Linked DNA regions of Homo sapiens: region 2 is linked to region 1. A link is an interaction called in ENCODE POLR2A ChIA-PET data of the cell type or tissue named here. Cell type or tissue: HepG2. All regions are shown on one strand.

The links. Peaks named below come from ENCODE experiments on the same cell type or tissue, not always from the same donor. Only the 100,000 strongest peaks of a DNase experiment are listed, where the experiment ranks them.
Region 2: POLR2A ChIA-PET joins it to region 1 with 5 read pairs; 3 of 35 experiments call an interaction of 5 or more read pairs at or near these places.

What each region holds. Positions count from the first base shown.
Region 1 is chr17:50,676,948-50,681,947 of GRCh38, reverse strand. It overlaps ABCC3 (ATP binding cassette subfamily C member 3), which reads right to left. Exons shown (of 31, transcript NM_003786.4): 24 at 4,005-4,204; 25 at 3,729-3,855; 26 at 2,049-2,150. Among named protein-coding and RNA genes, the nearest start is that of ANKRD40, 28 kb to the left of the region's middle. RefSeq lists a silencer at 4,326-4,620. In HepG2, a CTCF peak has its summit at 480 (motif pointing right); DNase peaks (open chromatin) are centred at 477 and 2,747.
Region 2 is chr17:50,754,264-50,759,263 of GRCh38, reverse strand. It overlaps LUC7L3 (LUC7 like 3 pre-mRNA splicing factor), which reads right to left. Exons shown (of 10, transcript NM_016424.5): 10 at 3,045-5,000. Among named protein-coding and RNA genes, the nearest start is that of ANKRD40CL, 11 kb to the left of the region's middle. RefSeq lists a silencer at 1,882-2,176. In HepG2, no CTCF peak of the experiment used is centred here; a DNase peak (open chromatin) is centred at 1,983.

The sequences.
Region 1 (5,000 bases):
GAAGCAGGGGAACTGGAAGCTCCCAGACAGTGAGGGGTGAGGGGCCAGAGGGTGATGCCTGGGGAAGCCAGGCTGGGGTCAGGCAGGTGGACTGGCGGGTGCAATGCAGGCCACGGAATCCACGAGGACTCCAAGAAGAAGGGAGAGGTCATTTTATTGGGACGTTGCTAAGAGGTTGAATTAGACGAGAACAGAAAAGCGTCCCCTGGATTTGGAACCAGGAAGGTCACTGGTGAGCTGTCTCCGTGGAGCGAGGGCCAGAAAGAGGACTGCAGGAGGCAGATGACATCAAGGCTGATGAGGAAGCGGATGCAGCTTGTAGAGACCATACTTTAAACCATGCTTCATGACAGAGGAGAGCAGAGAAATGGGGCAGTGGAGTGCAGGGGGGAGGGTTTGCGTGTGTGTCTGGAATGGAAGATGTGATGGAATATTTTTGCATGTGGATGGGAAGCGTCCAACAGAGGGAGCAAGAATGACAGGAGATGGAGGGCGGGACTGAGGAAGCCAGGTCCTCAAGCGGCCATGAGAAGAAATGGAGGGGCTGGGCTTTGAAACAGAAAGGGATGATTCCTGCTAAAAGTGAAAAGGAGACAACGGTGAAGGAGACACAGGCGGGTTTAAAGACTGAGAGGCAGGAAGGTTGAGGGAGTTCACGTCTTAGAACCTACTTTTTATGGAGGTGTCAGGCAAGGTCGATGGCTGAGCAGGAGGGAGATGTGGGGTTTGAGGACAGAGATTATTCAACAGAATTCTTTCTGAACGTGAGAACATGGGCTTCTTGGGGAAGCAAAGCAGGAACATGCAGCCGTGGTGTGTGGTTATAAACTTGTCAACTCAGTGATTTTTCTCCTGCAAGCTTTTTTTTTTTTTAGACAGAGTCTCACTCTGTTATCCAGGCTGGGGTGCAGTGGCGCAATCTCGGCTCACTGCAACCTCCACCGCCTGGGTTCAAGCGATTCTCCTGCCTTGGACTCCCAAGTAGCTGGGAATACAGGTGTGCACCACCACGCCCAGCTATTTTTTTGTATTTTTAGTAGAGATGGGGTTTCACCATGTTGGCCAGGCTGGTTTTGAACTCCCGACCTCAAGAGATCCACCCACCTTGGCCTCCCAAAGTGCTGGGATTACAGGCATGAGTCACTGTGCCCCGCCTCCTGCAAGGTTTTAAGTGCTCAGTGCAGGCATGAAGAAGGCAGATTGGTGGGCTCAGCTGGGGTGGGTTTTGGAGGTGAGTACAACTGAGAGAGAAGAAAGAGAAGGGCAAGGCAGGTGAGAGCGTTTGTGTTGGTGGAGCATAGACTCTAGGCTGGCCGGGGAGGGAGGTGAAGGCAGAGAAGCTGATGGACAGAGACACAAAGGGGGGTCATGGGATTGGGAGTCCCAGTGAAGGCAGACTGCTGTGACAGTGGGGGACTTGGAGCATGAGAGCGAGCAGGATAGGAGCGTGGGCCAAAGATGGGATGCTTGACACTGATGCTGCAGCTTCTGGGCATGAAGAGGGCTAAGGTGTGACCATGAGAGGGGGCGGTGGAGAAAAGTCTGGAACCCCCAGTAGGGAACAACTCCTTTTCCCCAACAAAGGGCATGCTGCCCCACCTCCACTCCTTTGCCCAGGCTGGTCTCTTTGGCTGGAATGCTCACCTTCCCACTGCCCACCCCACCATCTTACTTAGTCTATCAAAGCCTGTCCATCCTTCTCATCTAAGCTCGTCTCCCCTGGTCACCCCAGCTGAAGGATCTCCCTCATCTGCCCTCTCCAGGTGCACCACGCCAGAGATCTGGTCATCCACTGCAAAGCCCTGCAATAGGTCTTACCCCTCCCACCAAATCAGAATCACCTAAGGGCAAACACCGTCTTGCTCAACTCTGATCTCTCTACACCTCCTAGCATAGAGCATTGGTTGATGCTCAGTAAGGAGTGAATGGGTAAATGAATGAAGAGCCCCATACGTGGCAGGCCCTGATGTTGAGGGAGAGAGAGCCACCAAGCTTTCTTCCCCAGCTACTTCAGATTCCCCCTGTCCCGGGCTCATGCCAGTACCCACCTCTGTCTCTGTCTTGGAGTACTCCTTGACCCTCTCCACAGCCACGATGTTAGATTCCAAATCTGACATCATTCGTATCATCCAGTTCAGAGCAAATGTCACCTGGCCAAAGGGACTGGGTTATACGTATGGCGATCTCCCCTCCCCACCGTAATGGCTTTGGGAGGAGTTCAGACTCCTGGATCATGTGCCCATCCATGGGATCCTAGCCCATGGATGACCCAGGTGGGCCTGGATCAAGCCCACAGGCATGCCAGCTGGGGCTGTAATCACGAATGACTCCCTTGGGCAGTGACAGTGCAGACTTAACCAAGGACCACCTCGCCTTGGTTTCTGTTTCTCCAACTTTAATATGTATAAGACTTCCCAGAGAATCTTGTTAAAATGCAACGCCGGATTCTGTAGTCTGAGGTGGGACTTGGAACCTGAGATTCTTCATTTCTAACAAGCTCCCAGAGGATGGTGATGCAACTGGCCCATGGGCCACACTTTGCGTACCAAGGAGTCTTGATCAAAGTGCAGAGTCCTGAGCCCCATCCTAGGTCTACTGAATCAAAATGTACATTTTAACAAGTAGATTCATGTGCACACTGACCTTTGTGAAAATTGACCTTTCTGGATTGTTTTTTGTTTGCCAACGCGTTCAAGGTTTGAGCCACCTGAGGTATTAACAATGTGATCTGCTTTACAAAAATTCCGTTTGCAGTTAGGTGACTCTTTGACAGTACAAGCTGGCATCAGGATGACCTGCCTGACCTGCAGACCAGGCTTCAGTCACCTCGTCTGTGTACGTTCTCTGCAAGCATGTGAACGTGAGCGAGCGGTATGCCAGCCCTACACTGTCCTGACCTGTCACATGAGCCTACAACTTGCCCAGAGACAAGAGAAATTCTGTTTGTCCTTTGGGGCTAAGCTCCAAGATCATTTCTACAACACCCCAAAGCAAGAAAACTCCTCTGGACTTTTTTTTTTTCTCTCTTGAGATGGAGTCTCGCTCTGTCACCCAGGCTGGAGTGCAGTGGCGTGATCTTGGCTCACTGCAACCTCTGCCTCCCAGGTTCAAGCTATTCTCCTGCCTCAGCCTCCTGAGTAGCTGGGATTACAGATGCCCGCCACCACGGCTGGCTAATTTTTGTATTTAAGTAGAGATAGGGTTTCACCATGTTGGCCAGGCTGTTCTGGAGCTCCTGGCCTCAGGTGATCCGCCCACCTCCGCCTCCCAAAGTGCTGGGATTAGGTGTGAGCCACTGCACCCAGTCCCTCTTCTGGGCTTTTAAAACATTTTGTTTCTCCAGCCACAAAGACCTGCTCAGCCTGCAGCACAATCTCCTGCTGATGGGGGTCTCTCCAGTTGAACTGTGAGGTGTCAGGCAAGGTCGACGGCTGAGCAGGAGAGAGATGTGGGGTTTGAGGACAGAGATTATTCAACAGAATTCTTTCTGAATGTGAGAACATGGGCTTCTTGGGGAAGGAAAGTAGGAACATCCAGCCATGGTGTGTGGTTATAAACTTGTCAACTCAATGATTTTTTTCTTTTTTTTTTTTTCTCACAGTCCTTGAGAACAGACCCTGTGGCTGGTGCCCATACTGAGCAGGGAGGGGCACTCGGGAGATGCCTGGAACACCTGTGTGGTTTCTGTCCCAGTGGTGGCCCTGCCCTGGGGTCCAGGCCCTTCATACCTGCAAGGAGTAGGACACAGAAAGGCCCACCAGCCCCGGGTTCAGGCTGCTCCTCCCGATGACGGCAAATAGTGCAGCAAAGAGCACCACGCAGTTCCCCACGAACTCCACTCCGATGCTCAGCCACCTATGGGGGATCAGATGAGGAGGAAATGGGGCAGGGGCAGGGCAGGGCCAGTTTTCTGCTTAGGGGAAAGGAGGGACAAGGACCCTGAACACCAGAGAGCCTGCTGGGAATTCCTGGAGGAGCAGGGAGCGAGGGAGGCGGCTTCTGACCGGTTGGAGATGATGTAGGGGTAGCAGCTTCTCTGGTTGGCATCCACCTTAGTATCACTGATGATCTCAAAATCCCGGCTGCGGTTGTAGGCCCGGATGACACTGGCACCAGTCACTGTCTCCGAAAAGTGGGAGTAGATAGGTGAGCGGCTGACTGATTCCAGCCGCTTCAGTTGCCGTGATGTGGCTGCATAGAAGCGCTGATGGAGGGAGAAGGAGTTTGGGGTCAGGGCCATGGAACCCCCAACTCAGTCCTGCCTGTCTCTGAACTCATCCATTTTCAGATGAGTCCTCCCAGCCAGCCTCACTCCCACCACGAGACATCGCTGCCTTCCCCCACCTCCAAGGACCCAAGACTTGGGGCCTTGATGTGTCATTCACTCCCTCCCTCTGATCATCTCTGCTTCAACCCCACAACAACACGGCTCTGCCTCCAGTTTCCATCCTCTCCTCTGTGGCCTCAGATATCCAGGCTATACAGGATGTCTATCTGATTCTCCCCTAGCCCAGCACAGAGCACAGCCTAGATCATGGTCGCTATACCCAGGTGTTGAGCATCTATCCCCGGGAACTGACTAATTCATTACAGAACAGGAGTTCAGTGTCTGCAAAGGCCTTTTACAGTTAGCTGTATCTGAAGGTTATCAACTCATCTATGTTAAACGCATGCATACACGTATGTTTAGATATGTATAAAAGGAAGGAAAGGATAATGTGTCCCAAACTGTTGACAATGTTTTATCAAAAAACAGCCAACAGGAAGGCCGGGTATGGTGGTTCCCACCTGTAATCCCAGCACTTTGGGAGGCCGAGGTGGGCGGATCACTTGAGGTCAGGAGTTCAAGAGCAGCCTGGCCAACATAGTGAAACCCCATCTCTACTAAAACTACAAAAATTAGCTGGGCGTGGTGGCGCATGCCTGTAATCCCAGCTACCTGGGAGGCTGAAACAGAATTGCTTGAACCTGGGAGGCGGAGGTTACAGTGAGCTGAGATC
Region 2 (5,000 bases), 77 kb before region 1:
CTGGTCTGTGAAATAAGCTGAAAAACCAGCTGGTGCCCTCACTAACATCTAAAGTGAGCTGTCATCACATCCCATGCTACATTCCTCCCTAACACACTCCCTAGGATCCTTCCGGGTCAGCTCCCTTGCCAAATTCTAGTTAATAACTCTGCTTGCACCTTGTACGGGCTCATGCAATGGCTTGACCCTATCTACCCACTTTTATTCACACACACCACACTGTCACTTCTTTACACACCTGTTCCTCCTAGACCACGAAGTCATCTCTAAAGCTTGTGGGAGAGGTATACATAAAATACCAGAACTCCTTATGGCCAAGCATAATGTCTTACTTGCATCCCAGCACATGCCATTAGCCACTGTTCCTTCAACTCCAATTTCTCAGTAGCTCAACTTTGATGAAGGGCAGCGGACACATAGGCAGCACGTCAAGACTTCCCTTATCCAACTGTTCAAAACAGAGAAAAATGGTTCCAATAGTAAGAAGTGTCCTGTTTCATTCAGAAACGTCATGTGGGACCATCTGCAACTTGCTTAGTTAGCATTTGCGGCCTCCTGTAACAAGGTGACAGAAGCACTTCAGGTCAGCATCTAAATTGCTTATTTTTTTTTAATTTTGAGGCCAGGCATAGTGGCTCACGCCTGTAATCCCAGGAGTTCAAGTTTAGCTTGAGCAACATAGCAAGACCTTATCTCTAAAAAAAAAAAAAAAAAAAAAGAAAAAAAGAAAAACTTTGGGGGGGTGCATATCACTGTTACCCAGGCTTGAGTGCATGATCTCGGCTCACTGTGCAACCTGTCTCGTAGGTTCAAGTGATTCTCATGCCTCAGCCACCCAAGTGGCTGGGATTACAGGCATGCATCACCATGCCCAGCTAATTTTTAAAAATAGTTTTGACAAAGTTTTGCCATGTTGGCCAGGCTGGTGTCGAACTCCTGGCTTCATGTGATGTGCCCGCTTTGGTCTCCCGAAGTGTTGAAATTACAGGTGTGAGCCACTGCGCCCAGCCAAAACTCATTTTCTATAACACAAATAAGTCTTAAGGCTGCAGATTATCAGTAAAACAAAATTTGAAGAGCTTCAAGAGTAATTTGATTAGTTTTCACCTCACACATCGATTATAAAAAACTAATCCCTGAGTAAGGTGCAATTCCAACTCATTTTATTTATTTATTTTGAGACAGAGTCTTACTGTGTTGCCCAGGCTGGAGTGCAGTGGCACGATCTTGGCTCACTGCAACCTCTGCCTCCCGGGTTCAAGCAATTCTCCTGCCTGTCTCCTAAGTAGCTGGGACTACAGTGCCCACCACCATGCCCGCTAATTTTTTTTGTATTTTTAGTAGAGATGGGTTTTCACTATGTTGGCCAGGCTGGTCTTGAACTCCTGACCTCGTGATCCACCCACCTCAGCCTCCCAAAGTGCTGGGGATTACAGGGGTGAGCCACCAGGCCCAGCCTATTTTTTATTTTTTTTGAGACAGTCTCGCTGTGTCACCCAGGCTGGAGTGCAGTGGTGTGATCTCAGCTCACTGCAACCTCCGCCTCCCAGGTTCAAGTAATTCTCCTGCCTCAGCCTCCCAAGTAGCTGGGACTACAGTGCCCACCACCACACCCAGCTAATTTTTTTTTTTTTTTTAGTAGAGACAGGGTTTCACTATGTTGGCCAGGCAGGTCTTGAACTCCTGACCTCATGATCCGACTGCCTTGGCCTCCCAAAGTGCTGGGATTACAAGTGTGAGCCACCGCGCCCGGCCAATTCCACTGATTCTAAAATGGCCTTAAGTGAAATTAATCACGTACCAAAATGCCATCCTAAGAAGTCCCAGAACTATTTAGGTTAAAATAAAATATGAAATGACCTAGAATTCTTAGTTGTTCATTAACTCTGCACTTTCAACTAATAGGGTGATTAGTAACTCAACAGCACCACCCCTTTCCACTCCCCTTTCAGAAGTCCTGTGTACAAGGCACAGCCCTGAGGGTGCCACTGCTGCAGTGAGGACAGATTCCATAGCGGAGGGACCTGGAGCTGCACCTATTTTGTTCTTGGTGTATCCAAAGGTATCAGTCACTCCACAGCACATAGGAGCACTCGGGGATGTGTTGGATGAACTCACAGCCAAGCCCTATGCTCATACTGAGGGGATCCAAGTCTCACCTGGAGCATAGTTGAGGGGTAACAGGGCTGCTGTAAACTGACGTAGGGCCTTAGTTATATGAACCTTATGAATCTGCCAATTCAAATTTCAGTCACTTTCCTCTTTTTAAAGAGTAAACATTTTTGTGTTCACAGTACCCCTACTAAAATTAGAACAAGGCCAAAGCAGCAGCCTCTCTGAGGTAACAACCTAACTTGGGCCAGGGGAAGGAGTACAGCACAGTAAAGCAGTTTTCTTTCCCAGAATGGCATAAGCCTGAGAAAAGCTTCTTTGGAAGCTGTTTAGACAGGAAAACAAAACCATCAGCTCCCTGGCTGGCAGACAAGTAGAAACTATGTTAAGATGAAAATAAGGTATCACACAGAAAACATACATTTAGGTTTCTTTTTTTTTTTTTTTTTTTTTTTTTTTGAGACGGAGTCTTGCTCTTGTCGCCGTTTCTAGCTTTTTAAGAGTTACAATTAAGACCTCAATTTGAAGACTGGGCGCGGTGGCTCATACCTGTAATCCCAGCACTTTGGGAGGCCAGGGTGGGCCTGATCATTTGAGGTCAGGAGTTTTGAGACCAGCCTGGACAACATGGTGAAACACTCTACTAAAAATACAAAAAAATGAGCCAGGTGTGGTGGTGCGAAGCTGTAATCCCAGCTACTTGGGAGGCTGAGGCACGAGAATGGCTTGAACCCAGGAGGCGAAAGATGCAGTGAGCTGAGCTCGTGCCACTGCACTCCAGCCTGGGTGACAAGACAGAGACCCTGTCTCAAACAAAATAAAACCTTAAATTGGGCACTCAAGAAACAGCATCTTTAAATTTGTCACTGACTGATGGTTAATTTTACGAAATACACTACAGCTTATATATTAGTAACTACCTACACCAAGACTTTTTTCCCATTCTTCTTTTTAAATTTTATTAAGAAATATCATACATACAAAAGCACATAAACATACAGATTAAAAAAGGAAATGCCCACAGGCTTCAGAAACAGACCCTCACCAGTTCTTCTGAAGACCCCTGTGCCCTCATGATCACCTCTCCCTCCATCAAAACGGCTAACATTAAATTTTGTCTTAATCGTTTCCTTTTATCATGTATTTGACAGCCTGTTTTTGACTTTCATTGAAATGGAACCATAGTGATGTATTCTTCTGTGACTTGCTTTTTTTGATCCTTCTATTGTTGAGTTTTGTCCATGTTCACATACACAGCTGCAGTTCAGTTTCACTTCTGTGGAATTCCACTGTTGGAATATACCACAGTATTTATCCAACACACTGTTGGTGGACACTTGGGATCTTCCCGGGTTTTTTCTTCTTTTCTTCCTATTACACACAAATGCTTAAATCCATCCCCTGGTACGCATGTGTAAGAGTTTCTCTAGGGTATGTATCCGGGAATGAATGGCTACGAGAGAGGTTATGGCACACCCACTTATACCAAATTGTTTCCCGTTTCCCAAAGTTGTTGTTTCTAAACATTCTTAAATCTGTTGACAAATGACCTATTTGGGATGGCTGAGGGGAAGAAATAGATCAGCTACAAAACTCTTGAATTTTTAAAATAGTAAATTCAAAATTCTGATACAACAATGAAAAATACATTTACTTCTCTGCTTTGGCTTACTTGAAATGTACTTTTTAAAACTACAGGTTCAACTTAAAAGTGCTCTCCTTTATCTCAAAATAAATGTTTCTAAATATTACCAGGTAAAAACAGCAAGACTCAGAACATACGGGTATACCGTCATATATTTTGAAAGATCTATACATATATGTTTATATTTCCTCCCACCTCCCATCTCCCCACAAAGAAAACAACTTGGAAGAATAACTGTTAACAGCAGCAAGCTCCTGCAGAGGAAAAACAGAGAAATAGGAGTAGTAGGAGACATAGATCACTGAACACTTTTTTTTTTTAACCATGGGCAACATTACAATTATAATACAAAATTTCAAAAGTAGACCTGGGGTTCTTTCACAAACAACTAAAAAATCCCTCAGGAAATCAAACTTGAAAACCAATCCTGCATGAAGTCCCATCCCACAGAATTGTATACATAATAACTTCAAGTGTTTTTTGTTTCATGCACATATCAGATGTTTAAAAACATATTCACATAGCCCATCTGCAATGCATTTTTAAAAACAGAATGGATGAGGGCTCAGAGAACTTCCACCATAAAAATTTTCAGTTCTTACAAGTCTGAAAACTTTAATCAGAAGGTGGCTGAGCTCAACCAATATGTGGTCCAAGTGTTCTCAGACCTTAGAAATAAGGTTGGTTATTTATCCTCTGTGACACTAACTATATTTAAGGAACCAGAATGCCTAAGGAGAGGGAGTAAAAATATCTGAGCTGAGCAATATGACTAGGTTATTATAAGCTCAAGATCAAGAAAAGGATGTTTCAACCCAAACTGAAAAATGAATGGACTGTGTTTGAAGGGGAAAAAAAAACGTTTTAACAAAAAGGAGCATGATATGTATTATCTCTACATTCCAGAGGAGAGGATGTCTTGAGCAGCAGACTGGTCGGTCCTCTTGAAAGGCTCAATGAAAATTAAACTATTGGACCAGTGCTAATATAGTTTGATGACCAACAAAAGTTTACCCAATTTGTTTTATACTAATGAACTGTTATTTAAGAGGTCTTTGTCTTTTAGAGATACATGCTGAATTATTTACAGATTAAATGGTGTGTCTGAGACTTGCTCGAAAATAATAGAAAACAGTGGATACAAATACAATCACTCATGAAGTATAAAAGTGGTCATGAGTCTTGTTGGTGATGAGTTAACAGAGGTTAATTATATTGTTCCTCTTTTGTGTATGTCTTTAAA